Regions from separate parts of the Homo sapiens genome. Here region 2 is linked to region 1. Evidence: read pairs that join two places in POLR2A ChIA-PET (ENCODE). Cell type or tissue: MCF 10A. All regions are shown on one strand. Links, peaks and the distances in the headings refer to the core of each region. The heading gives the core; the rest is flanking DNA. Region 1 holds the start of LOC105378993 (a long non-coding RNA gene). Region 2 overlaps ZSWIM6 (zinc finger SWIM-type containing 6).

What was found. Peaks named below come from ENCODE experiments on the same cell type or tissue, not always from the same donor. Only the 100,000 strongest peaks of a DNase experiment are listed, where the experiment ranks them.
Region 2: POLR2A ChIA-PET joins it to region 1 with 6 read pairs; 2 of 35 experiments call an interaction of 5 or more read pairs at or near these places.

The regions. Positions count from the first base shown.
Region 1 is chr5:61,292,502-61,310,073 of GRCh38, forward strand. It overlaps LOC105378993 (a long non-coding RNA gene), which reads right to left and starts at 16,990. Exons shown (of 3, transcript XR_948365.2): 1 at 16,706-16,990; 2 at 15,893-16,056; 3 at 13,415-13,482. In MCF 10A, for the core only: no CTCF peak of the experiment used is centred there; DNase peaks (open chromatin) are centred at 6,950 and 9,480.
Region 2 is chr5:61,530,571-61,543,617 of GRCh38, forward strand. It overlaps ZSWIM6 (zinc finger SWIM-type containing 6), which reads left to right. Exons shown (of 14, transcript NM_020928.2): 9 at 895-1,155; 10 at 4,914-5,049; 11 at 8,244-8,401; 12 at 9,026-9,189; 13 at 11,314-11,395; 14 at 12,885-13,047. Among named protein-coding and RNA genes, the nearest start is that of LINC03122, 100 kb to the right of the region's middle. In MCF 10A, for the core only: no CTCF peak of the experiment used is centred there; no DNase peak of the experiment used is centred there.

The DNA of each region.
Region 1 (17,572 bases), core at 6,463-11,462:
TGAGCCTTTATCAGGTGTAACAAAGGAGGGGGCTAGGACTCTGGAAACTTTATATGTTCCCTTTGTGGCAGGTGGAAGCAGGGGGTGCCGCATAAGAGAATCTTCAGTATCAGAAACACATCACTACATATGTCATAATTTTCTCATCCTCCCAAACAGCACACGATCCTTTAAAAAGTCTAAGTCTGTGTTTTTGTTTTGGAATCATGGAATTACAGAATAATCAATTTCATAGGTCACTTACAGATCGCCTAGTCCAGTGGTTTTTAGAAGCCAACAAAAGTTTTTCTTCTGAGAAGGTTTTATGTGAAAATACAAAATACAAGACAGATGAAGGTGGAGTTGTTTTTGTTGCCCTCGGGGTGGTGGTGAGCAGGATTATAGAGGATGGCAGGAAACTGCCTGGTCAGCAGCCCCTACTCTGCACCCCACTCCCCACCCTTTCCCAAGCACTTACAAGGATCCAACAGTGCCATTTCGTAGATGAGAAAACTGAGGCTCCTTGAAGTGGCAAAGGGGCTCTCTGAAGTCCCAGAATGAGGCAGAGGCAGAGCTGGGACTGGAAGCAGGACTGCTGATTTCCATGCAACACACATACACGTGTACCACTGTAAGTACAGCTTGTCTACACAGCCATGTGAGCCACCAGGATTTGGAGAAATACCAGTTCTGCAGCTCCCGGGACGGCACAATAGAGCATGAGGCATGGAAACAACTGACTCTTTCATTTGTAGCCTGGGCCCAGGCAGCCTGATACCTATACCCACCCCGCTCTTTCCCCACACCCTTGCTGGCTACAGGGCCTGGGTCAGAGGTCATGGGCCAGGTGGAAGGTGGGGCCTTGGAATGCCCAGGGGACTGGGCAGGCAGCCATAGGTAACCAGAGCCAGCCATCTAATCCATCTGCTTCCCTGGACTGCTGTGAGAAAAAGCCTCATTGGAGAGACCTACCAAAGTGGCTGCTTCCAGGAGCAAATCCAGCCACACTGTGGAGAAAGATTTTCTTGCCCTTACAAGGTGGTTCATTCCTTGTAACTTCCTTCCTTCAAAATGAAGTTCCAGCAGACAAAGAGAACAAAAAAGAGGTCTGTTTCTCATGGTTTATAAGGAAAAGAACACCTTGTAGATAAAGTACAGCCTTTCCCATTTTTCAGAAGCAAATGAGTGTTTCTTTCTCATTTGAGGCTTATTTGCAGCCAAGGTTTGGCTTTGTTTTTGAAAGTTTGGAGGAGGTTACATTCTTGTGTATACCCACTGGGTGCAAGTGCTTTGGCACAGGTTTTCTAATATTTGCTGTTTTTCTCCAACTGTCCCAAATGGTAGTTTATAGTATTTCAGCTCTTTCAGAGGCCAACCTACAGGGAAATGCAATGAAAAGGGAACTGAGTTTCTGATTCAGGTGAAAGGCAACTGTAATTTCAGGCTTTCTGCATGTATCTCTTTGCAATCAGTCATTACTTTTGAAATGAACATTATATTTAGTCATATGCAGAAATAATAACAAACTGCTGGTTTCATCGTGAAGATCTGAAGTTGAAAACTTCATGTTTTAACATTGACCATTCCAACAAGCGTAAAACAGGAGACATCGAACATCTTGACATTACAGCTGCGCTGAGACTATTTCTCCAGTGCATATGTCACAGGATCCCTTTGACAGCGTGGCTGAGAGGGTTTCTTTCAACAAATGGAGGTAATTGTTAAATGAATCAATGATTGCCTAAGCCAATTAATGCCTTTTCTAATAATGCTGAAATGTTTCTCAAGAATAGTCTGGAAAACTCTTTCATAGTAAGAGACTGGTGGAGCTGGAGCAGCAGAGTGTGAGTCCTGGCAAACGGATGGATATCCCTGAACCTTGGCCTTCTTATTTGTAATGTGGGTGCCATGCTGACAGCAGCAGTCCCCACCTCACAGGAAAGCTGGGAGCATTACAGCTACCTTGTCTGCCTGGAAAAACCCTTGCCCAGTTGGGTCGTAGCCTGGGTTCCCAGAAAGCTGGGGCCAAGGCAAAGGCCTACCTGTTCTTTATTGTGGATGTGACCCCCAGGAGCTGGATGAGAAACAGGGAGCCAAGCAGGGAAGGAAGGAAAGCCTGTGCCATGCCATACTGGCAAGTTGGCTACTGCTTAGGGTTTTCCTGTTTAGCAAATACAACTACCAAACACCCAGTTAACTTTGAATTTTGGATACATGACAAAGAATTTTTCACTCTTCCTATGGACCAGACAGTATTTGGGGCATACTAATACTTAAAAATCACTTGTTCTTTGTCTGGTGTCTAAAGTTAACTGGGCATCCTGGATTTTATCTGGCAACGCTGCCAGGGCAACTTGTGATGGGTTGCTGGACCTTATGGGGCTGTCTGAGATGCCAAGCGAAATCAGTCTTGGGATCCATCCATTTGTTCTAGGACATTAACTTCTCGAAGCACTTGTGGATTGCTCATGGCAGGGCGATGAGTGGGCTCCTGTTCCACTCTTCAGTGCCCAGTGAGAAGCCTGCGGTGAGGCGTTGTCAGGTTGCTCCTGTGTGAGGCTGCTCAGAGGCAGGCGCAAGACAGCAGAGGGTGTGTAAGAAGCATCCACAAGTAGTGAAGTGTAGTGATTGAGAGCACAGATCTTAGATCCAGAATGCTTGTGTTCAAATCCTAGCTCTGCTGCTTATTAAGGCAGATCATCAAAAGTCTCCAGGTCTCAGTTTCCTCATTTTTAAAATGGGCATCAAAATAATGCTCACATAGTAGGATTGTGATGAGGATTATAAACACATATATATCTCTTAGAATGGTCCTTGGGACATTCTAAGTGTTTGCAGTTATTATTCTGAGAGTAGCAGATATCAACCACTGTAGCTTGGCAGGCTGGTGTATCTTGAACACCTGACAACTAAGTGTGTTGCCAGATTTTGATCAATGTCTAGAATATATTTTTCCCACAAAGGAGGCTAAACATTATCATCCCCTTGTGGGTTTGGTTGTTCTTCAGCACTGAGAAGAATTATGTTGGTTCCTAGCTGCAGTCTTTCATGTAATCAAGAGGAAAAGCTTTTCATGCCCCATTGAACACGTGGTCTTCCTTTGGAACCAGCTCGATGCCCTGAACTTCCCACATCTCCCTCTCAGCCAGTCCCACATCTCCCTCTCAGCCAGTACCCTCTGTCCTGAGCCAAAAGGTACTTAGCTTGACACTATTGGCTAACATTGAGGTGACCATATGTATCCAGTTGTAGCAAAAATACATCTTACATATTGATCAGAAGACAAAAACCACATATATCTCCATATACCAAAATTAACAGCAAGTTTCTTCAATTCTCTGAAACTTGCTTCTTTGGCCCAGTGTTCTTAATTTGTTAATTTATCAAGAAATTATAAAATTTGAAAGTGGGCCTCAAACACAAAATTGCTGAAAAATGCTGGCTTAAACAGCCACTTGAGCAATGCTCCTTTCACAAAGCTGTCCTCCCACTGTCTGTAGAGTTAGGAGCTGACCCCTCCATGCTCTTGTAGAACCAGTAACAGACTTTAGTCATAGCCCTGATTGCCAGCCACCAAATGGCTTGCTTGCAGGTCTGCTTCCCTGAGACTGCTGAGCTCTTTAGGGTCAGGGCTGCATATACTCATCTTTGTGTCTCTAACCCATAGCCCATACTTGGCCCCTCCAAGAAATACAGTAAGCATAGTGCCTGGGCTCACAGTGCTTTTTAGGGGCCCAAGAAAATGTTTTCCTTTGTTTTGTTTTCATGTGTGTGTGTGGGTGGTTTTTGTGTGTGTGTGTGAGACAGGGTCTCTATCTGTTGTCCACGTTGGAGCACAGTAGTCCAGTCTCAGCTCACAGCAGCCTTGACCTCCTCAGCTAAGGCAATCCTCCTACCTCAGCCTCCTGAGTAGCTGGGACTACAGGTGTGCATCACCACCCCTAGCTAAAGAAAATGTTTTAATTTATTTTAAAATCAAAAGAAAAAAATGAACTGTCAGGACAGAAGAAAATGTTTCAATTTTTCCTCGCATTAGAAAAAAATGAAATTTTTAGGACCCACAAAATCTATTAAGCTATTTTAATTTTTCTAATGGAGGAAGGGGCCCAAGAAGGCAAAGGTCCTAGGACCCACAAAAGTCACAGTATGGTCCTGGTGTTGAAGGAATAAGTAAACAAACAAATGAGTATGTAATAGCTGTTTAAAATGCACTGCAAATGATAAAGTACCATGGAAACATGGCTGGTTATTAAAAGCTGACAATTTTATTGCTGTTTTAGACTTCTCCTGCCCTTTAGGACATTATGCTCCAAGGAGTTTACATTTTTTTAATTGAAAAATTTTCTTAGTCATATCTATATTTTCTTCCTCTGACATAAAATCTTCCAGTGACTTTTTATGAAGATATTTGGGTGTTGATAGGAAGAGGGCAGTTAATGCACATAATATGAAGTCTCCACTAGCCAGAAGACACATCCTGATAGCTCAGTATTCCAAACTTAAAATGAACCCACTGCATGAAAGCTCAATTCCTACAGAAGGTAGACCAAGGGAACTGTTTTTGTTTTGTTTTGGTTGTTTTTTTTTTTCATTTTTGAGACAGAGTCTTGCTCTGTTGCCCAGGCTGGAGTGCAGTGGCGTGCTCTCTGAGTGCAGTGGCACAGTCTTGGCTCACTGCAACCTCCGCCTCTCAGGTTCAAGCTATTCTCCTGCCTCAGCCTCCCAAATAGTAGCTGGGATTATAGGCATGCACCACCATTAATGGATTTTTTTTTTTCAGAGTCTTACTCTGTCACCCAGGCTGGAGTGCAGTGGCACAATCTTGGCAGAGACGGGGTTTCACCATGTTGGCCAGGCTGGTTTTGAACTCCTGACCTCAGGTGATCCACACGCCTTGGTCTCCCGAAGTGCTGGGATTACAGGCATGAGCCACTGTGCCCAGCTGGGGACTGTTATTTTTTTACAAAAAAGGGATCTATAAGCCTTAACTGTCATGTGTGTATTATTAACACTCTGCAGCCATGGTTCTCCTCTGAAAAAAAAAAAAAAAAAAAGAACTAGAGCATTTCTGAGGGGATCTGGTGCTATAGTCTATCCTTTGAGTTGATTGATGACAAATGAATCCTCGCACCTTCTGTTTTGGAAAATACAAATGCTGGGGATGCTCCAGCTCAGGAGATCTTCCAAGGGATTTTGAGGCTGTTCTGACCTGGACAATGCTAGAGGAGAGGATACCCTGGGCTTCCTCACTTTACCAAAGAGAATCCAGGCACATCCTTTTCTGGCAGTCTTGAAGGGCCTAACTATCTAAGAAAGAATCTTCACTCCCTGAAATGATTCTCAGTGGAATTCTTTAAAATATGAGTTATCATAGTACATTAAAACATGAGAGTACAAAATGACAACAAGTGTGGACTTAAGGAAAGGATTTATTTTTCCTTTTCTTTCTCTTCTATGTTTTCTATATGTGGCTAGAGTGGTCTTACATAAATAAATGAACAAGACAATTTATGGAGCCCCAAGCCCTGCTCGAAGCATGCTATATATGTTATTTCCTTTAAGGAGAGAAATTAAATGTGATTTCCAAAAGTTGTTTTGTGGAATAATTGAGGAAGACATTATTGTTCTACCTGCAACATTAGGATGAAAGCACAGTGAGCTATAATAGAAAACCTGCCACGTTATTTCCTTCCTGTTTCAATTCTTGACTTGTATGTTCCTAGGCCAGACTTCCTGGAGGTGAGCAGCCAGAGTGGACAGCGAGAGCAGCAAAGGGTAACTACCACCTTGTGAGTGCCTCCAGGCAAGCTGCATTCTAGGCATCTTTTATCACGAACAAATATCATGATGGCCAACTTTTGGGGAAAGCTCCTGTATGCCATTTATTATTCCAGGTGCTTTTATGTTTATTCACTGATGTAATCTTCCCAGTACACTAATATAGTAGGTCCTATTATTATCACTCTCACTTTAGAAGTGAGGACACTTGCTCAGAGAGAAGGTCAGTATCTTGGTCAAGACCATCCAACTAGTAAGGCATATACAAGTCTGGAACCCTGGAACCGAAACCCCAACCCCAGGGTTATGGAGCATAATATAAGGCTCACAACAATTCTAAGAAGTAGAGTTTTTCATTATCCCCATTTGACTTGAGGGGAACATGAGATTTAGACTGGCTAAGTAACTTTCTCAAGGTTATCTCGTTAGTAAATAGCAGTGCTGGGAAGTTTACCCAAGCAGCAGGCCACTGAGTCAATGTGTTGAATCATTTCAACACACAGAGTCTCCACATTCAGAATGGCACCTGCAGCCTGTTTGCTGAAAACGGATACAGTAGTGACAGAGAGCCTGGAGAGCAGAGAAAGGAGAGGAAATGATGCATGTGGGACAGGGCCGGGAACAGAGAAGAGGCTCTGCGGAAGACAGGAGAAAGGGAAAGGGGAACGGCGCTGTGCTTTGTGGAGCAATAGTGGAGATAGTGCAGCTTTCCAGGACACAAGGAGAGAAAACAAATCAGAAAATGGGTAAGGCAGAGAGATTTAACAGAAGCTTGGGGCTAGGGGAGAAGGCACTGGAAGGGGAAAGAAGGAGAAGGTGAACAAATGATAGAGGCTACAGTACAAATGTCTGGGTGAGTCCCATACCACCAGCTTATGGAAGGCCAGCGTTGGGTGGGTGAGGTGAGAGCTCACCATGCACCCAGATATCCTGCTGTTGCGTGCAGAAGACCACACACTGCAGCACCAGGCAGCCCTCTCTTCATGAGGGTCACACACATGTGAGGATTGTAAGACGAGGCCCTTGGGGCTCTGTTCACAACAAAAACATTGTACGAGCCTTTTACACATGACTCAGTGTGTATTGTGTGTCTGACTGAAAAAAGATCAGCTTTACCTACAAGTGCTAACGTGTTGGCCGAGTTGAAAGGAGTGCACAATTACATAAGAAATAAAAATACCAGGGGAGCAAGCAGTTTACCACCTTGTATGGGACACGCTGAATCTCCAGAGGAAAAGTGCCAGGTGACTCCTTTGCCAACTGTGAGAATAGCTGTGGTTGGAACTGGGTGTTTTGTTTTGTTTTGTTTTGTTTTTACCCCAGTGTTTGGCACAGAGTCCTGAACACCAAGTGAGGCCCCTGAACCCTGCTTGACACCAGATTGCATTTTCTAATGTCATTCCTGTTTCACTTCATTTGAGAAGGACTGGATAACAACAAAAGAAAAAGCGAAAGAGTAATTAAATTTTGTTGTATGGGAAAAGTTTATGTGCTAAGCCTGCAAAAAATAGAGTGTAATGTTTAAAAGTAAGGATTCTACGACTAGACATAGGTTGAAGCCTTAGCTCCATCATGTCTCAGCTGTGGGGCCTTTGGCTAGTTACTCAAAGTCTCTGAGTCTTAATTTTTTTCATCTATAAAATGGGCATGACAATAGTACCAACTCAGAAAGTTCATGTGAGAACATGTGAGAGAATGTAGGCAAATAGCTTGGCTTAGAACCCGGCACATGGTGCCCAGCCAGTGTTGGCTAGTATTATCTTTAAAACGGGAAAGATCCCTTCCCCCAGTTTGCTCAAGGGAGGTGATATGGTTTGGCTGTGTCCCCACCCAAATCTCATCTTGAATTCCCACATGTTGTGGGAGGGACTTGGTGGGAGGTAATTGAATCATGGGGGTAGGTCTTTCCTGTGCTGTTCTCATGATAGTACATAAGTTGCATGAGAGCTGATGGTTCTATAAGGGGAGCTTTCCTGCACAAACTCTTTCTTTGCCTGCTGCCATCCATCTAAGATGTGACTTGCCTCTCCTTGTCTTCCACCATGATTGTGAGGCTTTCCCAGTCACATGGAACTGTAAGTCCATTAAACCTCTTTCTTTTGTAAATTGACCAGTTTCGGGTATGTCTTTATCAGCAGCACAAAAACAGCTAAGGAGGATAAGGCTGAAACAAAAGGTTGGCAAGGTGGAAGCTCTTTGAAAAGCACTTATTAATATCTGTTTTATACTGTATGCAGTGTGGCATAGTAAAAACTATATTAGATGAGGAATTAGAAGATGTGGATTCTGGTCTCTGGACCCTCATTTTTTCATCATTTAATAAGGGGGCTAAATTAAGCCCCATTTAATATTCCTTTCAGCTCTGGCATCTGTGACTCCAGTGCCCATTCATTCCCTTGCCTACCTGCAGCAGGAAGGCCGGAGAATCTCCCATTCCCTGCTGGCCTCCCAGAGATCTAGCTGATAGACTTAAAAAAGAAAAGAAAGAAACCACTCACACATACCTGGGAATATATCCCAGGTACTTTAAGTGAAAAAAAAAGATAAGTTGAAGTACTATGTGTAATTCTAATATATAAACATTCCATAATATTTTTGGAAATATAGATTTGGTAGAAACTATCTCTTAGGCAGGATTGAAGGAAATTTTACTTTAGATCTTACACATTTCTATATTGTTTGAATCTCATACTGTGAGCAAGTTTCATTTGATAATCAAGATAATAATAAAGATGTAAAAAATAAAGTTAAAACATGTTCATTATAGAAAATTTGGAAGAAAAAAGAGAAACATCACTTACAGTCCATCCCAACTTAGAAATATTGCCATTAACATTTTAATTGATATCCTTTCAGTCTTTTTTTCTATATGTGTGTATCACCTGGAACTATACATATATATTCATAAAATATAATCATATTGTCCATGCTATTTTAAAACTTTCTTCACTTAACAATATATTGTTTATATTTTTCCACATCATTAAAGTTTCTTCTACAGTCTACAGCACGATTTTAATGATGGCTTGTTTTCCCATCATCTATGTGGCCAACCTTTTATGCTGCACATTTTGGCTGTTCCCAGTTTCCCCTTTGTAGTATTGACAGGCTTTTGGAGAATAATGAAACGCTGAAATGTTTGGCTTGGTTTCCCTCTTGGGTAGAGTCTGCTGCTCAGTCTTTTCTTCTGCCTCTTTGTATCCTTTAGCTTTTGGGTGGAGGCCCAGAGAGCTCCACAAGGGGTGATGTGTGTTTAAGAAACTCAGCTAAAGGAAACAAACTGATTGCAAAGAACTCTGAACCTAGGGTGTTGGGGGAAATGCTGAGCATTGTAATTGGCCTAATGCTGCTCCTGTGAGAGATGCCATCTCCCTAGGCCTCCAAAGTTCTGGCAGGGATTTTAACTCTTCTCATCCAGCTGATGACAGACAAATATTCATCACTTCAACAGTTAGGTGCAACCCCCAAAATGTTTCCTCAAGTCCTTCCTCACTGCAAATGCCTACCAGCTCATCTCTGAAGATGGAAAAGCAAGCGTGGTGACATCTGCAAATCTGGACAGTGGGCTTTAGGATTCATCTGAAAAGAAAGGCTCTTGGACAGTGCTGGACCTTGCTCCCTGAGCCAGGCTGTGGGTCCAGTGGTGACTCAGGAAGGAATGCCACTGACAAGCCACAGGCATGCCAGAGAATTACTCAGCACAAGCCAACAAGTAACCTCATACGAGAATCAAACGCCAGCCAATCTGCGAACGCTTTGCGTAACAGCATATTTGGATTTGGGGCTTAGCTTTCAGGCTTGAGTTTCACGTTTGCCTGAGCATACTCCCAGCCTCCCAGGGCCCCTTCTGTGTGCCCTGCCTCTGATTGCAAGTGCAGAGAGCAGTTCTCCCAAGAGCCAGGGCTCAGCTCACCCCTGCAGGTAACGCAGACCTCTGCTAGGGATCAGCTGTCTATCATCTGGTGGCGCCCCTCTTTCCAGCCAGCGCTACATCTTCATATGCCTTTTCTTACCAACAGGTCAGCAATGTGGGTGACAGATACTTCTTTTTGCTGTTGGAACACTTCATATTCATCTCTGGTATTGTCATGGCCTTTGACATACCTTACCAACAAGAGAGGTTTGTTGACTGATGACAGCAGGTATAACAAAATCTAACTAGTGACAGTTGTAAGAATTGGCAAAGTATTACTGCATCAACAGGTATGTGGACTGTCTAAGAGCCTCAGAAAGGACAAAGAAAGAAGCTTACAGATTCCGATGCCCCTTACTACTGTATCTGGCCTTTCTCCTGCCGGTATAGTGAGAGTTGACAGTTTGATGGATTTAATTTAGGATCTATGTTAGGATGAGATGCACTCTGTTTTCCTAAACAAATTTGCTGCAGAATGGCAGCCACAGTCTAGGGCCTCCTTGAGCTTGAGGCTAAATGACCTGATGGCCCACCCACTTCATCTATACTGCCTTTAATATGTCAGCATTTCCTCAAGGCCTGGGTTTCGTGCACTCAGGGTGATATTGAACATGAAGTTTTCAAACAGCAATACCTTGGGTAACAGACAAGGGCTAGTTAATGATCTCATTCATAATTCATCCCGTGAAGGAACCATTTACACTCAAACTCCAAGCAGGAAGAAAATATTCCCATTAGGTAGGGCTTTTTAAATGCCTCTGCCTTTGCCACAGTGCTGAGAGAGAACTGTGGTCTTCAGTAGTAAGGGCATATGGCTGCAAACAGAGTGCCCAGGTTAGAGACACCAAGAGCTGCAGCATCACTCAGTAATAGCTATTTCAGAGGGATGTAAAGCCTTCCCTGGGAAAAAGTTGAATAGGACTCAGTGCCTAAACACAGCACTTTCAAAAAGAAATGAATCTCTAATTAAACATCCTGAAGACAGAAGCTGACATGTCATTGCAGAGCTAATAATAAGACCTCATGAAATGTTCAAAAGTTCTCCAGAGTAAGTGTGAACAATTACATTTCCCTCTCTCCATCAGTGAAGGGTTACCACCAGTTCTTTAAGAAAGAGAAAATGAAGGTTAGTATCTGAAAGTATTATATAATGTGCTTATTACTATGCGTGGGTTGAGATATTCTCCAAAAAAAAGTTCCTTTTCCTTCCAGAATTAAAAAGAACCCCTCTAACTTTTGTTAACTGTAGATAGAATCTTTTCTTTTTTTTTTAAGGAAGAATCCTTACTGCATGTCTAAAACTCGTGGCTGAGAAAAAGTAGAGGATGTCCAGCCTAAGGAGCTATCAGCATTTTTTTGTAGCACTCGATATAGCTGCAAGCCAAGGTCCTCACGAAAGTGAAAGTTTTCATTCAAAGTTAAAAACATACTACTTGCATTTTACAAGCTCAAGAGTAAAGCACAATAATTATCAGTGCTTTATTGGTAGTTCCAAGCCTCCAAAAATGTCAGTAAGTTGAATCTACACTATCTTTGTACAAGAACATAAAACATAGCCTCGTGATAAAAATTAAAGGAAAGGATAAATTTGGTGAATTCCCTGCATAGTTCATAATAGAGATTAGTCAACCCAAGTTACAAAGATAATTTTTGAGATGAGGTATCACTCTGTTGCCCAGGCTGGAGGGCAGTGGTGCCATCATAGCTCACTGCATCCTGGCACTCCTGGGCTCAAGGGATCCTTCCTACTCTGTCTCCCGAGTAGCTGGGATTACAGGAAAGAGCCACCTTATCCGTTTGATTTTTTAAAAAAGAAATTTTTGTAGACACAGGTCTTGCTATGCTGCCCAAGCTGATCTCAAACTCCTGGACTCAAACAAGCCCCCAAGTTACAAAGACAATTTTTAAAGGTTTAAGAGGTTTGCTTCAAAGAGCTATTTCTTTTCTTTTCTTTCTTTCTTTTCAGAGACAGGATCTCACTCTGTCACCCAGGCAGGAGTGCAGTTGGTTCGATCATAGCTCCCTGAAGCTTTGAACTCCTGGGCTCAAAGGATCCTTCCGCTTCAGCCTCCCAAGTGGCTGGGACACTAAGCACACACCATCACACTCGGCTACTTAAAAAACATTTTTTTTTAGAGACAAGGGTCTCACTATGTTGCCCAAGTTGGTCTCCAACTCCTGGGCTCAAGCAATCCTCCTGCCTCAGCCTCTCCAGTAGGTGGAATTACAGGCATGAGCCACCACACTGGCTAAAGAGCTATTTCTTTTATATAAATTATATGAAGATTGCTAAAAGGTTTTAAGTCACACTACATGTAAAAACCCCTTAGGCTCAAACTCACCAGGAGGATCGTGGAGCTTGGAGCTAAATAAAGCCCAGGTGCTTTGCCCTCTGCTGCTGACTTCGGGTGCTGGCTGGGAAGGATCTATTTCCAGGAGGGACCCAGCAGAACCTCGGCGTCCCACGGCCCTAATAGGCAAATATGAGCCGGCCTCCGCCCCTTAAGGATGGAGCTGCTTAGCTTCGCCACTGCTGCCTGGAGTTCCTTGTCTGAGATAGGCAGGGCGTGGTGCCCCAGGTCATCTCCCAGGCATGCTTGCCCCACGAGCAGCGCTGTGAGGGTGTACTCAAGGCAATCCAAGTTTCAACGTCATACCATTGTCTTTAACAAAACCCTGCAAACATGTAGTGACCGAGGCATGATGCATCCTGCCTCTTGCTCTGCTATTTATCTGCTTTTCTTTTTTTAACTTTAACTTGTTCTCCTCCTATTTATTGGGCAATCACCTAGATTCTAGGAAACAAATATATTTAATTTTTCTAATCTAAAGGTTAATAAGGACTCTATCTTCTCTAGTCAGAGCCACAGGATGAACTTTCTCAACCCATCCTCTTTAAGGAAAAGAAGTTGTTGGCTGAGTCACGTGAGTGTCTGTTTACACACGTCTTATAACAGCATACAGGGTACATACACAGAGCAGCACACCTCCCCACCAGGAAGGCTGTGCTCCATATTCATGTGTCAAGTGATGTAAAGGTTGCCATGGTTATAATCTCTGTTTAGTCAATAGTGTGTGTGGGGGGGGGGGCGGGGAATCACCCCAATGGGCGTATTGCAATTTAGAGGAATCCCTGGGTACTTTTAAAGTATTGAATCACAATTTACATTTTAAAAAGTGTTGTCAATGACAGCATATTGGTTGCCATTTCTTGAAAACTCTTCTTTGTAGGAGGACCTTATGTATGCCAAGAACATCGTTTTTGCCTCCTTAGGTGAAACTTTATTTCCCACATTTAGGATTCATTAGGATTATCTAAGGTAAGTGGCAAGAGGGGAGAAGGATGAAAATCATGAGGGTGAATGTGGGAAAGGGATGAGGGAAGGTGAGCTTAATTATTTCAAAGATAATAATGAGTGAGGCTCCCAACCCCTGAAATTTGGGAGGCCAAGGTGGGAGGATTGTTTGAGTCCAGGAGTCTGAGATCAGCTTGGGCAACATAGCGAGACCTGCGTCTACAAAAATTTCTTTTTAAAAATATCAAACAGGCATGGTGGCTCTTTCCTGTAATCCCAGCTACTCAAGAGACAGAGTAGGAAGGATCCCTTGAGTCCAGAAGTTCAAGGCTGCAGTGAGCTATGATGGCAGTACTGCCCTCCAGCTGGGGAAACAGAGTGATACCTTGTCTCAAAAAAAAAAAAAAAAAAAAAAAGGAATAAAAATAAAAGTGTCAGTAATTCTTACTCTTCTTCTTGGTCTGCCACCTTCTTGCCTTGGTGACTTTTGGATCCCCCATCCCTCTGTTTTCTCATCTGTAAAATTGGAAGGATAACAGGGAGTTGCAGGGTCTACTGGGTTGCTCATAGGCATTTAGAGCACTCGCTGGCATACAGTGAGCACTCTTTAAATGCACCCAATCTTATTCATATTCTAGTCAATACACAAAGAATCTGCTGTGCTTTTGGATAGAGAGAAATGCTTCATAACAACACCATCACACATTATTGAAAAGATTTTGGTGTGATTAGGGCCGACTGACATCCAAACTTCCCTCCCACCTTTCTGGTCATATCTCCTCCTTTTCCCACACTCAGTATCTTTCCTTTATCTACTCTAAGCAGTAACATGATAAGTTATATAAATTATATGAAGATCATTAAAAGGTTTTAAAGTCACACTACATGTATGACTTCGTATTTGAAAAAGGCTCAAAACAGTAAGTGAAAAAAGTGACAGTTGGTGGAATTTTAGAAGTTGAGGGTGGAAGGTGTTTCCAAAACCCCTCAAATCACACACCCTAGATGTGGCTGCTTCCTGGATCCACTAGTGAAGCTGACTCTGGCAGGGAGTCACTTGCATTTTTCACTAACTGAGGTCCTGCTCTCTCAAATTTCACAATCTAAGGGAGAGAATCTTGATCCAGAGTGATAACAAAACAAGTAATGCAAGCTCAGCGATGTGGGATAACTCCCCTGTCCCTGGTATTAGCATGGAGGTGCTGGCCACCCTCTGGTGGAACAAGACCCATTCTTTGGCTTCAGGAACTTCACAGCTTAGTGGAAGGGACAAAACACATCAGATAGTGATAAGAAAATGTGTATGAGTAAAAGGAAGAGATAGGTATGTTGACAGAAGACAGCCTGAGGAGTTTAGAGAATAGAAACATTTCTCAAGAACTTGAAAGCGAAAGAGTCTCTTGAAAGGGTTTGTTGCACACTGCCTGAAGGCTGAGGTATGGACTGGAAAGTGACTTAGTCCAGCCCCTTCTAGCTGGGTGAGTAACTGAACACTCCAGCGTGCGGATCTTCACTGGAGAGAAATGGGAGCATGATTCATCTCTTTGACATCATCTTTAGATTTTTGGTTTAACTTTTCCTTTCCACATCAGACGCCCCTGTTGTTGGGTGGTCTGCCATGCCACTTCCTCCAAGTCCCAGCTACTTTACTCTAGGTAGAGGGCTGAGGGTAATGGATCTTATTTCAAAAGGAGAGGGGAAATTGAAACCAGAACAGCTTTGTGATGAACTGTAGGGGAATCCTTTTTTCTCTAGCAAAGGTTTCCCAAGGCTGGTGTCTCCAGCTTGGAGCTTGATCGTGTGTGGTGTGTGTGTGTGTGTGTGTGTGTGCATGTGTGTGTGTGTGTGTGTGTTTGTATTTGGTGAGAGTTAACCATTCAAAATGGAAATCCTTTCATAATTTGATCTAGTTATGCAAACACAGCCCATTGATGTTAACAAATAGAGACCAGATGCAAATAACCCACTCGGGCATAACATGGAATAACTAGCAGAAGTTAAAGCAAACCGTCTCCTCCCCACTGCCCTATTACCTCATAAGAATTCCTTCCATTTGGAAATAAGCAAGAGGAAAAGAAAAAAAATGGGACTATTAAGATGTCTCAGTCTTAAAATGATAGCAATAATAGAGTAGCCTGGATCACACAAGATTGCCGTGTAAACAACTGAAGAATTTCAGAATTATGTGGAATTAGACATGCATCCCTAAAAAAGGTTAGGTGCTCATGAATGTGCATAACACAAGGAAAAATTAATTACAACAGGAAAACAACTCCAAATGGAAGTCTGCAATTCAATGATTCATAGCCAGGGTGTTCAGAAGAAAACTTGGTTCTCTACAACTCATTGAATAGGGTGTCACTGGATATGGTAAAATTTTATGACATTCCCTGGGGCTCTGAGTGTTTTAACTGTTCTGCATAGACAGCCAAGCCATTACAGGGTGAGGCCTAACACAGGGAATCCTAGAATGGTAATGGTATTGCCATTTTCTGTAGAAAACAAGGTTTTAGTTGAATAAAAAGAGGTAGTTGATATAAATAAGCTCACAGGAAGTCTCCAAACCTTTGAGGTGACTACCATTGCTGCCACTTTTCCCAGAATGCCATTGCTTTATGAATGGCTTTTTGACCAAGAGGCTAAAGAACTCTTGACTTGTGTAGATTTTCTACTTTTTGAATAATGCTTAATTTTTAAAGCTTGTGTGTGTGTGTGTGTGTGTGTGTGTGTGTGTGTGTGTGTGTGTGTGTATGGCAGGCTCTAGGACTTGTGGGCCCAGGGAAAATTCATAGGTGGCTGAGAATAAAAAGAAGAGTTAAGTTTGAAAAAAGAGATAGCAACACTTCAGTTTAGGAAAATCAGACTCTGGAAAAGCATTTGGGTGAAATCTTCCCGATTTAGTTGTAGGACAGAATTAGACACAAACCAGGAAATCTCCAGAAGGTGCTCAGGAGATGCTGATAGAACGAAACCCTGAAGCTCCTTCTGTGAGGTTCTCCAGCACTTCAATATTATTAGCAGGAAATTCTTCCGAAAGTCAACACCAAATTCCTTCTGCAGCGATTTTAGCACATTCTCTCCCTTCCGACTCTAAAGAGAAACAGGAAAGATGCTGATATTGCTGTTCTCACATTTCTATTAAACTTGCCCTCAATCTTCCATTTTGTGAACTAAATAATTTTTTAAGCTTTTCCCTCAAAAAGGTAATTTCACAAACATTTTCATGTGCCAGTCTTGAGTCACAAAGGTTTAGAAATAACTTACTTATTACCATACAGACAGAGCTATACTGAGATAAATACTGTGCTTAGTTCATAAAGGGGCTGCTTCGTGTTGAAATTCCTGCATCCTGGGCAGCCACTGCCAGCACTGTAGGTTTCTTTCTGTGGTCTCCCTTGAGCCTGAATGAAGGTGATGGCTGATGAGCCAGACTAATAAAATGTACCCTTGCACTGATTAAACATCCATTTTCTTGGGGAGATGGCTGACAAGAGCAGGAGAAAGCTGTGAGGAAGCTTGTAGCAATTTCACAAATCTACCCCTAGCAGTGAGCTTTATCTGAGTGCTTAGAGCCACTCTGAGCAAAACAATGGGTGTTGAAAATGGACCAGGGAGAAAATTAAGAAATGACAAGCTTGTTTTCTTAAAGTAAGAGGAAAGCTTCTCTTGTTAGGTTTTTCTAGAGTGTTCTCATGAAGGGAAACAGAACGTTTCACTTTAACAAGATGCATCGTCTAACCATGAGGCACAGGGAAACAGGGCAAGCAGGTTGCAAGCAGGCAGGGTGAGCTCCAGTTATCTGCTTGAGGGCTTTGATCTCAGTTGCAATGGACAAGGCAGAAGCAGGAGCCGGGAACCTTCTAGGAGGGAAGAGAAAGAAGAATTGAGCACCGCAACATAGTGACCGCCTTAAAATCCTCAAGCCACCTGTGAATGATGGTGTAGGTGCTGATGGGGGTGAGGGAGTCCCCAGGATAGAGGTGGTAAGTGGAGAGAGTTGTTGTTCTTGTTTTTAAAAGGTAACACAAAAGACTTTGACTAGGGCTGTGCTGTTTACAGTAGCCACTAGCCACATGTAGCTACTGGGCACTTAAAATGTGCTGTATTTGTAAAAACACACACCAAAATTCAAAGACATATTTTTAAAAAGTAAAATATATTATTAATCCTTTTTTTACTATATGTTAAAATGATAATACTTTGGGTTGATTGGGTTAAATAAAATACACGACTAAAATGAATGCTATAACATGGATGAACTTTGAAAACATTGTGCTAAGGGAAAGAAGCCAGACACAAAAGGCTACCCATTGCATGATTCCATTTATATGAAATGGCCAATAGGCAAATCCGTAGAGACAAAAGGTAGATTAGTGGTTGCCTAGGGCTGGGGAGATTTGGAGGGAAATGGAAAGTGGGTGCAATGGTATGGGGTTTCTTTATGGGGTGAAAAAAAATTCTAATATTGATCATGAGGCCATGCCTGTAATCCTAGCACTTTGGGAGGCCAAAATGGGAAGATCAGTTGAGGCCAGGAGTTCGAGACCAGCCTGGCCAACATAGTGAGAAACTATCTCTACAAAATAGAAAAAGTTAGCAGGGCATG
Region 2 (13,047 bases), core at 6,186-11,185, 240 kb after region 1:
CTTTGCATTGAAAGTGACTTGTCACTTAAATATTTTAGTCTACTTTAAGGGGGAGTATTAAATGTCATTTAAAACTGTTTTATATCATACATTCCTTGAAAGCTGTGTTTTGAGATTTCACTTTGGCCCATTGAAACTTAAGAATCTTGACTAAAAAGACTGCCCAAGGGCAGTGGGTGGAGGTAAGGCAGGGAGTAACGATGTCCCTTTGTTGCTTCCATGGCTGGATGAGCTCAAGTCTTGCCCCTTCATAATTTGCCCTGTGATAGTTGCCTTCATGGACTGTGGGTAACCCAGACACTGTCAGGAGGGTGAAAGGCATGAGTCTGAATTCACTTTCCTTGGGAGTTTGATGGTTGAAGTTTGTTATAATTTATAATAGAAGCACTTTAATGGAGACAAGAGAATGTTCAAAGAATCATTCCTCTTGTGATAACTGATGACTCTTGGATAATAAAAAGGACTTGAAATTGGGTTATATATGTTATGTTCCCTACTGTTTTTATTATGGAAACGTTTTGAATGCCAGGATTTAAAAAGTGGTGAGTGCAAGTCATCGTGTAATTTTACTATTGTGTAATTAAATTTTGTTTTTCTCTTAAGTATTCTTAGTTCATATTTTCTTAGATTTATAGTTTTCTTTGGTGATTTATTTTCAAGGGAGAAAAGTATTTGTAATGTTATATCCCCCAAAACGTAAACATTTAATCATTCATGGTCATTTTTAAAAAGATACTGGAAGACTGCACTTTAGCCTAAAAAACATGTTTTCTGGCTTTCTCAGCATTAATCCATAATTCATTTGCTTGTACGGGGAAGTATAAATATTTGTACTTATCATATCATCTGCAAAAGTAGTTTCTGAGCTCTGATTTCTTTTGTGGCATTTTGCAGAGAATATGGGACAGTGCAAGTCTCTGGAATACCAGCATCTACCTGCACACAAATTCTTAGAAGAAGGGGAATCCTATTTAACGCTGGCTGTGGAAGTAGCCCTGATAGGGCTAGGACAGCAGCGTATCATGCCTGATGGGCTGTACACACAAGAGAAAGTTTGCCGGAATGAGGAGCAGCTCATTTCTAAGCTTCAGGAAATTGAATTGGATGACACACTGGTGAAAATTTTTCGCAAGCAAGCAGTCTTCCTATTAGAAGGTAGCCTGATACAGAAGTTTTCCACTTATTTAGCCAATTTGACTTAGGTGCTAATCTTTCTTATGTTAAAAGTGCTATCTGAATGCATTTAATATGGTAGTTATCCTGATTGCTATAGTCATGGGGTATCAAAGACATGTTCGCTGTCTAAAAAATAGTGTCACTGAATAAAAAAGCATGGATGTTTAGATTTGTATCATTTGATTTAGGTGGTTATATATGATAGCCTATTACAAAACAGCTGCATTTAATGCCTCAAACCTTGAAAAGAACCTATTTCATTCAGACTGTGTTGTTCCTGAGATAAATGCAATTTTGATATTTAGTGCATTATTATTGGCAGGCATGTTCCTATTTCCTTGATCAATTAAATAATAAAACAGTAATTGGCTGGCCTTCCTCCAAATTATTGGCGGTTACATGACACCTGGGTTTTGAATGTGTCATACGCACACGCTAACAAACGACTGAGGGCTGTGCGAGTGAATTTCTGCTGCACCAACTAGTTATTTCAGAGGATTCATTAGGCACAGATTCATCAAGGAAAAGGTTTCATAGAATCTGAGGCACGGTCTAATTTCCTTCTTCTCATAAAGTTAAGTTTTAAAGGGCCTAACAAATTTTGGCTGACACTATTTTTCAGATTTTTTCCCCTCTGAAAAGGTAAATGTAATTCATGTGGTAGTGTGATCTTTCGTGCAAATTTAGGTGGTGTGTAACTATTGCTTCTGTCTCTCAAGTATATGTGTGTTATTAGTGTGTTATTATGGGATTCTCTGTGATTGATAGCCTCATAAAGTATGTTATATTCATCTTATGTTCAGAACTACTACATATAGGGAAGGGATTTAGATTTTCAGCACCCCTTTTATTTGTCCAAAGCAAAAGATCTACTTAAAAGAAAACATTTTCTTCAAACATACTTTACTTTTATATGTTTTAGAAATGCATTTTAAAGGGAAAATGCTCTTCAGGTAAACCTTCTTAATAGCATGCTTAATTTTGGTAAAAATTCCCAGTGGTAATTTTTTGAAGCACTCTCCTGAACCTGTTTTTTTCCCTGTAAAGATAAAAAGCCCATCTTGACACTTGACAAATTTCAAGAGTGATCCTGATTCTTCAGTTACTGTTTTCTTTCAGTTTTCTCCCATATAATTCCTTATGCTATAAGCAATGTCATTAGTCACAAGCATTTTTTAAATGCTTTCTGTCACTGACTATACTGACTTTTGATTTCTCTTATACTGAAGTTTAGAAAGAAGATCTGTGATTTTCAAAGTTGATAGTGTGTGGTATCTGTATTTACCTTCCTAAATATGTCTCCATGTCCATTTTTCATGAATATTTTTGAACTTTGCCCTAGTCTTGATTCGTCCATCCCTCCCGTCAAACATTTTTATGAGTACTGTGCCTGAGAAGGAGCATTGTTGACTCATCTCTGCCTCTTCTCCTTTCCTGGCCCTGCAAGGCCCACAAAGAGTGAATAGGTGCAGGACAGGAGGCAGTCCAAGGCGGGGAGGCCACAGGGCCATTACTGTAAATGCTAGAAGATTGAGAACTCCATGACTGAATTGACTACACCAGGGCACCAAGTTCTTCGTGCAGTTATACTCTTTGCAAATGTCAGAGGCAAATTAGTTAGCAGGCCCAGATATCTGGAAAGAGGAAGGAGTAACCCAGTATTGTTGCTAGTATTAATCCCTCCTGGCCACAATATTGGATAGATAAATTAGCATATTGAACAAGCACCTCTGGGGAAACTTGGTGCCAAATATCAAGTTGTCATTATTCAGTAGTACACTAGAGTCCAGGAATTACACTAATTATTAATCCACAAATAATTATTGGATACCTGACTGAATGTTTTACTTGTTGAGTGGTATCATAGCAAATAATTGATTATGTATCCTGGATCTCCTGAATAGTACAAAAAAGGTAATTTGGTGGTTTAAGGGGAAACAGTGAAAGAAAATGAAGGAGAAATGAAGACTGTGGCTAATCTATAGATTTGCTATAATTAGTCCTTAAGTAAAATAGTTAGTGTGTTAGATTGGGCTGCCATAACAAAATACCACAGATTGTGTGGCTTAAACAACAGAAATGTATTTCTCACAGTTCTGGAGGCTGGGAAGTTTAGAATCATGGTGCCAGCCTCATCATTGGCTTCTGATGAGGGCACTCTTCCTGTCTTGAAGACAGCTACCTTTTCTCTGTGTCTTCACATGACAGAGAGATCAAGCTCTCTAGTGTCTCTTCTTACAAGGACACTAATCCTGTTGGATCAGGGCCCCACCCTTATGACCTCATTTTACTTTAATGCAGGCCCCAACTTTGGATACAATTACATTGGGGCTGGGGGCTTCCAAATGTGAATTTTGGGAAGAAATACATATTTAGCCTGTAACAGTTAATAACTTAAATAATGTAGCCTTGGTATATGAACAAAAGGTGCAGTCATAATGCTATATGAACTTTTGAAGAATATCAAATCACTAAAACATTTAAAATTAAAGATTAATGGATTTGGTAAAATTAGAGATTTAGATGTTAGTTTAGGTGAAAAAATTTGTATGATTTTAAAGTACTTAAATAATGAATAATTCAAAAATACTATCAAAAAACTCAACTGAATTAAAATAACCTCCATTAAAATGACCTAGAATATATTGTGCTCATAACCAACCACCAGTTCAGTAACTGCTCTTACCATTTCTTCTGAACTGCATTTCTTGCATTCTAAACTCTTCACCACACTGGTTTTTCTCATGGAAAACAAATATAGCATGTCCTCTGAGCAGTGGTGTCATGGTTCATAATTCTAGAAATCATGAAACAGATGTTACCCGAAGGTAACATGGAAACTAATTTATTAAAAACTTTACAGTAACTAAACCTCAGAGTACCTTAGTGCAAAGTGGTTGAACTAACCACTGTGGTTTCCTTTCAGAATTTATTTTAAAAGTCTATGTTGCCGTTCTCAAAGCAGCATTCAGGGAGCACACAGGGGAAGTCAGCTCTGCCACCACGCCTGTCAGAATTTACTAAGAAATGAATTTTGACAGCTTAAGTGTAATTTTGCTTTTAAAATTGGCTTTCAGGAGCCCAAAGAATAGTAAACTTCCAGTTACTTTAATTTTTTTCTTTTGCCTATGATGCGTATGAAATGGGTAACTATTCTTTTTATTAATAATCACTTTCTAGGAATTAATATCTGTTGCCACTCATTAGAGGCAACAATGTGTATAGTTAGAGAGCTGTGGTTCAGAATCCTCCCACACCTCTCACCCCTGATACAGAGCACCATTTTCTGGAAACCTGGCATATTTGTGTCCCTAACCCTTCTTAGGTCCAGGGGTAGTTTCCATAGTTAAGCTGTGGTGTCATCTGTGCATTTACAAATCAAGATGCTCTGATGCCACACATTGAGAGAGGATGTTGCTCAAATGCAGCAAGGTTTTACGCTATAGAGGGTTCCTTTCTCTGAGGCACTTGTATTGTGAATGCTGTCTGCCCCTGAGTTCTGGGTTTTTCATCTAGCTGTGGGACAGTTAGGGGTTTGTTTATGAGGTGAAATCTGTAACGGATGCTATACCCTGAAGAATCTTTTTTGATTAAGGATTATATTCCTTTCTATATCATTTACTTGAAATTCTTATTTGTATATGTTATAACTTTATGTGACATTTTAACAATATGCTTTACAAGAAGTGTTAGTTCATTTTTTAGGAACGTAAAATGTGTATGCTCTCTTCCCACAGCCGGACCATATAGTGGTTTAGGTGAAATAATCCATCGGGAGAGCGTTCCAATGCACACATTTGCCAAGTATCTCTTCACCTCTCTCCTACCTCACGATGCTGAATTGGCATACAAAATTGCACTGAGAGCAATGCGGTATGTATTCACAGCCCAGCTGGGCAGAGGCAGGCCACATTCCCACTGGGAAGCATGGCTGTTAACTGACTTACTCCTTCATGTTTCTTATAGGCAGCAGAAAAGCTAAAGAAACTATGTATTTATGCTTCCTGTATTGTTGTGGAGGTGATTTGCTTGTTGGCTTGTTTTGCTTCTGTTTAAAGTAAGGGAAGGGTTATCCTTGCTGCTATCAGACTCAAGCACACCGTGGCTTTTTCCTACTTTTTCGTGAAGCACAATTCAAGCCAAGTTTAATCATAAAACAGCAACAGTTGAAACCTTCATAAATGATTAATTGTTTTGAAAAAATTGATTTTTGAAGCAGTAGTAAATAGTAAATATACTGGCTTGAATATAATTGAGGGAGACCTTCACACCTGCTGTAATTCCGCATTCCATCAGTAGTGCAGGAAAGCAACTCCCTGTATTGCCAAGGCACATCTGTATTCACTGGAGGCTGAGAGAAGGTGGGACGTGCATTTAGCAGTGAAGGAGTCGCTATTCGGGGTCCTTCAGGCTCTGCCTGCCTCTCTTCTGACTGCTTCCATCTCCTCATCGGTCTCTCCTTTTCAGCAATAACAGTTAGAATATGTTGTTCTCTACCACCCACCTTTTTATTTCTACCTTCTTTTAAAAGTTATTTCACATAATAATTATTTTTATCACAGATTTGTTCAAGGTGAATATTTTAATGAGTTCAAGATTATATTTTAATCTTACAAATAACCTTTAAATTTTAAGGACCTAAAAGGTACATCCATCTTTCTTAAAACATCAGCATTTTCTTTTTCCTTTAAAAAAATTAATAAAACACTCCTGTGCTTCTAATGGAAAGTACAGATCACCTAAGGACAAGCCATGTTGTAGACCTAAAAGCTTGTGTGTGCTGATTAACAGTTTGATCTCAAGAAGCTTTTCATCAAAGATTCTATGTCTGTAATCAGAGAAGTAGATTCTAAAACAAATCCTTGCCTATAAATTACCAGTGTCCCCAAAGTTACCCTGTTCTGAAAGTATTGAGTGTAGCTTATGTGTATAAGGACACCTCTTTTTTATGCAGTGATAAGGATGTGTGTATGTGTCTGTGTGTATACCTATGTGTCAGTGTGTTTTAAGGCTGACATCCTGTAATTTGACATGCTTTCCTTGGCAATATGGAATCTTACTAACCTGCTGGAGAATCTTCTTAAGTATTCTTTTTTCTATTTTTAAAATACCAGAAAATAAGTCAATAACAAACATCAGCAAAAGTCCCCCACCAAATTACATTATACCACTTGGTTTATGTTTTAGAGCACGATTTTAAAATAAGTGGGTTCCTATTTTTATTTTTGGAAGCTGAAATGGAAGCTGTCTTATGAAGACATATGCTCAACTCTATACTTACTCAAATCTTAGGAATTCTAATCTTGTTTTAAAGGGAAGATGTTAATGTTATGGTGCCACCAGATGCTGTTGCTACTACCACTGGCAAAGTTTAAGGGTAAAATAGCATAAAGTTTCTGTGTGGTTCTGGCTTATGTAATGGTATGTGCCAGGCAGAAAGGCTTGCTTTTCTAACACTCACAAACTCATTTATATTTGTCCTTGGTTGCTGCCAAGGCAGTTTCTTAATGGGGAATACTAGCAGGGTACAGGGGAATTTTTTTTCCACTTTCTCTCTTCTATCTGCCACTACTATCCTGCCAAAGGTCTGCCATGGAAGGCAGGTATGTGCCCCACCAGGTATTGCAAGGCAGCCCAGGGAACAGGAAGGAAAAGAGAGATGTAGCTCGCATGCTTCTTAGTCCTTCTGGAAGAGGAAGGCTAAGGAAGGTCATCTTCAGCACTCATTTTCTCATCTTCCCAGGGATGTTGATTAGTTTCTTCTACAGTAAGTCTGGCAAGACCTGCCTGTGAATACGAGGATATTCTGAGTTAAAAAAAAAAAAGCTAAATAGCAACCCTGCCATTATTCTTACTACTTAACTGCCTACCTTGCCACCTTCTCTACTGCTGACATCTTTTTGTTCCTAAATAAAAGGAGAAGAGAATGAGCCATTTGGCTTACCAGGCAATAATTGCTCTTGGGTGGGGCCTTGAGGCCAGCATCACTCCCAGACCCAGCTGACTCTTCTTGGTCTCCAGCTCTTATCTTATTTCATAGTTCTTAACACTGGTGTACTTGACTGAAGGCCGGCATTTTGATGGTTGTAAATAAATTATTTCAGCTTTAGGTACTCTACTAAGCTTTTTGGTACTTTTAGAAGAGATTACTAAATATTTGCTTTGCTTTTAGAAATTTTTTCATCAGCATATTCTTTTTTTATTTGTTTTGAGACAGGGTTTTGCTCTGTTGCCCTGGCTGGAGTGCGGTGTGGTGTAATCATGGCTCCCAGGCTCAGCTGATCCTCCCATCTCAGCCTTCCAAGTAGCTGGGATTACAGGCACATGCCACCACACCCAACTGATTTATATTTTGTAGAAACAGGGTTTCGCCATGACAGTATATTCTTAATAAAAAATCAGAAATCACTCTGAATTTATGCAAAACTGTCAAGGGACAGACACTTAGGTCACATTTATCTTCTGTAATATGGTTGGTAGAACATAGTCTAATGTCAAATTCCTGGAGTCATAAGAAACTAATTGTTCAGAAAGTATGAATGGATGGAAAAGAGGTAATTTTTGTCTTACTTCCCTTCTTGTTTTATGTTTAAATAGGTTAAGCTTATTCATCTTAAGTACTCACTGCTTCCTGACTGTGATCTCAGTCTTAAATATCCATTTCACTATCAGTTTCTGTTGATTTATTTTTTGAGTCATAGAATTCAAAATTTGTAGGTAAACATCAAGACCTGTGTTTAAAAGTTCTTCGGTGTTTGCGTATCTTAATTTATTTGAATATTGTAATTTTCTGAATGGTGCTAAAGAAAGAAAATCTCTTAGGTTTGGGTGATGAACAACTAACAAGGTTTGGGTGATGAACAGTTATTATTAGCAAACAATTAGTAGTCCAAAAAATCTAGGTATTTTGCACCCACACAGCAGAGTATAGCTGTACCAGCCCTTGCTGAACTTGAGTAGAGGCCTGAACATCTACCCACTCCTCTGGCTTCTGTTGGCCAGTCTTTCTGGCCAAGGACATGGTCAAGAAATAACTAGGGGCCACCTTCCTTGTCTTCTCATTATAGGTTACTAGTATTGGAATCTACTGCTCCATCAGGAGACCTCACCCGCCCACACCACATTGCATCAGTTGTTCCCAACCGCTACCCTCGCTGGTTCACTCTAAGCCACATTGAGTCCCAGCAGTGTGAGCTGGCATCCACCATGCTAACTGCAGCCAAAGGTACTGTACTGTCCTGAGGCCTCATAATTGTTTCATTCGTTTGCCTGTTTATTTTTTTTAAGTCTTGTTTTCTATCAAATTCTCAGCAGTGGTGTTAATGTCAGATAGGTTGAAGGGATCTTTTTCTTTAGATGTTAGCTTTTAAGGCAAAACAGGTGGCATTTTCCTCATTTACCTGCATCATTAACTTGCTGCCAGCAGAGTTCAGGTTAGTTACCATGCTAAGAAAATATAAATGGTTGAAATTCAGAAGCAGATTTACAAGTTGGGTTACATTTTTTTCTTCCTGAAATATTCACCAAAAATACATAAGTAGGAACTAGGAGAGCTGTTGCTGTCTCATGTTGGTCCTGGTTCATATGTGCTTTGAGTCATTGAGGGTGTGTCTCAGTGTATCTTTTTTTGTGAAGCCGAGATTCACAGACATTGCAGTAATTATGGGAGCCCTAGTTGTAACACCTGTGCCATCTGTGAACATGTTAGGTAAATTAACTTGTGCTTTATGTTTTGTTTTGTTTCTTTTTTCCCCCTCTGTGTGTGTGTATGGTTGTATGATTTTTGTTTATTTGTTTGTCTTGCTTTGCTTTGATTTGGTTTGGTTTGGTTTTCCCTTGTTCATTGCAGGCGATGTTCGGAGGCTGGAAACAGTATTAGAATCCATCCAGAAAAACATTCACTCCTCATCACACATCTTCAAGCTTGCCCAAGATGCATTTAAAATAGCAACTCTCATGGACAGTTTGCCAGACATCACTCTTTTGAAAGTGTCTCTGGAGCTGGGCCTGCAGGTACATGACTGGTAGTCTTTCCTGGGACATCAAAGACTGCTAAATAAAGGCACCTCTTAGGGTTGTTTTTGTTTGATTGGATTTTTGAGTGCAGGTAAATGACTCTTTGGAGTACAAATCTGTTAGACTTCAGGAGAGAACTGTATTTCAGAGACGTGGTCATTCCCAGCTGAACCAGACTGCTATGTAAGGTGCATGGACTGTACATTTAGCAGCCTAATTTGTGTCTTTCAATTAAAAAAAATCATTTTCTGAATTGCAGCCTTAACGACACTGTTTCTCCTTTGAATGAAGGGAGAAGAATTATTGCTAATAAGAGACTTAAATAAAGCTAGCATGTATAATGAAGATTCAGTTGTTAGGGTTAAATTTTTAGAGGAAGTATAAATTTTTATTGATGTTTGCATTTTCATAATAGATGGGCAGTTCTAGCTCCTTTTAATAACTCTGAGAAAAATAGGTAAAGGAGGAGTGATCGGGCCAGAGTCCAGTTTTAGATTTCAGCAGAACAGAATACCAAGGACATTTTGAGTTCGTCATGCAGATAGATGTTTGCTTCCTTATAGTTTCTGAACAGATCACTGGATAAACCAAGAACTAAAAAGTTTGTTTCATTTTTCTCATGGAATCTCTATTAACATTTGCTTTCTTCCCATTAAAAAGCAGTGAACAAAATTGTTATACCCCAGTTACCTAAAGAATGGGGAGTATAATCCCCTGATTGGATAATTAATCTGGTGTTTTAGTTGTGGATTCTCCCTTACAGTGACTAATAATGTTTAAATAATAGGATCACAGGAAAATGTACCTACCATGGTAACATAGAATACTGTACAAGCAAAGGGTATAGAAGATTGCTTTTAAGCTATATAGTGATGGTTCAGAAGTTTTTTGTTTTTTTTTAATTCTTGTTATTTGGCTAATTTTTGTCACCATTTGCCTCATCTTAAAGATGTGATGCAGAAAGAACCATTAACATGAGCTCTCTTGTTATTTGGAATTCATGGTAAATAGGATATGCACGAGAGCTTATTCCTTGACTCATTCTTTCTAGAACCTAAGAAGGAATCTCACAGGCCCTTTGTGAGTATTTCTAGAACCTAAAAAGGAATCCCACAGGGCCTCTGGGGATATGATGTCCCTGGATATTTTGTGGGTTTTTTTTTTTTTTTTTTTTTGTTGTTGTTGTTGTTTTGTTTTTTCAGATGGAGTCTCACTCTGTCACCCAGGCTGGAGTGCAGGGGTACAATCTCAGCTCACTGCAACCTCTGCCTCCTGGGTTCAAGCAATTCTTCTACTTCAGCCCCCTGAGTAGCTGGGACTACAGGCGCACGCCACCACACCTGGCTAATTTTTATGTTTTTAATAGAGACGGGGTTTCACCATATTGGCCAGGCTGGTCTCAAACTCCTGACCTCGTGATCCATTCCGCCTCAGCCTCCCAAATTGCCAGGATTACAGGCATGAGCCACCGCACCTGACCGTCCCTGGATATTTTGAATCTTTAAAGAATGGGGGAATTATGAAGAGGGAGATATGTTTATTTAGGGACTTCTTGTTAGAAAGTGAAAAACAAAATCAGATCACTAATGATATCAAGGATGATTTTTTCCCCCATAAACCTGGAGTTACCTTCATGGTCACCAGAAAAGAGCAATCAGAGATTGAAGGAATAACTAAAATGATTATTTTAAAATACCTCTTTCCCCACTGAGAGTTCCTGGTTAGAATGAATTCACAGGAGCCTCAGAAATTGAACTATGGAATGTTAAATCTGGGGAGGGAAAAAGGGCATGGGCTGTGTTTAATGCTCCAGTCCAGCCCTCTGATTTTGCAGATGAGAAAAGATAGAGTAACTGGTTCAGATACCACATCTAGTCAGTGGGCCCACCAGGAGGAGAATATGGGCCTCTTGCCAGGAGGAGAATGTGGCTGTGGCAAGGCCACCTGGGGTAGCCATGGACAAATCCAAATTCATATGTAGAGCTTTGCTCTAAATTATGCTTTCATCTTCCTGGTGGTAGACAGTAGGTATGCCTTATATGCCTTATAGTTTATCCCCCCCCTTTTTTTTCATTGACTCAGGATAATTTTCTAAAACATTTTGTTACCCTGTTTTTATAGGTTATGCGAATGACACTGTCAACCTTAAATTGGCGACGGCGGGAGATGGTGAGGTGGCTGGTAACGTGTGCTACTGAAGTCGGTAGGTAAACTCTGGAACAGAAGCTTTCCTAGGTGCCTCATGGTAGGATTTAACTTGTCAGTTACAGACATGTGAACATATTCACTCTTTTATGTTGACTTCTCCAAGGCTCCTTCTAGCAGTCCACAAGGGCTTCCTTCTCCCTGACCCCTTACCCCTAACCTTCAGTTATACATACTTGTATTATTCAACTTGAAATGGTCACATTTGTGAAGCTCCAGCTTCTTATTTAAAATGGTATAAGTCAGTGAGTAAACTGTTTTTATTCAGTTCATATATATAAAGTTACCTAGTTGCACTGTTTTTCTTCTTTATCATCTGAAGGCATACATCATGGTATCCAGCAGAGAAGTGATGACCACTGGGTGTGGTTTAGGTGATCCTCCAGATGTGTGAGCAATTGTAGCTGGCCATAAGAAGATTTCCTGGCTGCCCATAAGCTGCCATTTTGTGAGGCCCTTCAGCTAACTATTTCTCCACTGCAGCAGTAGATCAGTTCAGAAGAAAACTGTACATTCCCAGCAAGAATGCCAACAGAAACAAATGGTTGCTATTTAAAATAAATAGTGGTTAAACGTTCTTTTTTCATATTTGCATCAGAAAGGGATACATACTTCATGCTGAGAAAACACTGCCATCCCAGTGTTTAGATATGACACAGCATATACTATAAAATTATTATTTTTCTTTCACTAACGTATAATGGTTTTTTTATTTTGGAAAAAGGGAAGCTGGTCTCAATATAAAGATTATCTTTACATCATTAAAGTCATGCTTTAGTGAAGCAAAACAAAAATAATACTAATTTAAGAACTGCCACACAACTTCTTTGCCCCTGCCCCAACATATAAACCTGATTTCTCTCTGAGACCTAGTACCTTCTCTTCAAATCATTCACTTTTAGGATTTTCCTACAAGTGAGGGATATTGGGTCTGTGAACGTAAAGTGATTATTTTAAAGACATGGTCAGCCATTTCCAACGTTTGATTCATCTGTAGGTCTGCTTCTATTGACTTTGTTCTCTTGATTATGGGCCACATTTTCCAGCTTCTTTGTGTGTTTTAAACTTTTGTATTATGTGTACTTTTACCTTACACACAAGCACATAAGCCATGTAAAGTCCCTGTTTTGGTGAGGTTGCAATTTTTGAGCCTCAAATTCTGACAGGAAGCCCCAGTGAAGTAGAACTCATTAGCAAAAAGCCATTGTCTGAAATGGCAAGCAGCACAGTACAAATACCAGCTACCAAGAGGATTGGTTCTTTATTATAGCAAGTTCATGTTCCTTTCAGGCATTTCACTGAATAACAATTCATAATGACCTTATTCTTAAAGGTTTCTCACAGGCACATTACTTTACAGGATTTTCTAGCCTAGCTCATGTCCTATGATGGTTAACAATGTAAACACTGGTTGTAAAAGTCAAAATAAGGCAGGACCTCTGGGCAGCCTCCTCGTCAGTAATAGAGCCTGTTTGTGTTCCTTGCAGGGGTTTATGCCCTGGACAGCATCATGCAGACCTGGTTTACACTCTTTACTCCCACCGAGGCCACAAGTATAGTTGCAACTACCGTGATGTCCAACAGCACCATCGTCCGCCTCCACCTGGACTGCCACCAGCAGGAAAAGCTGGCCAGCAGCGCCCGGACACT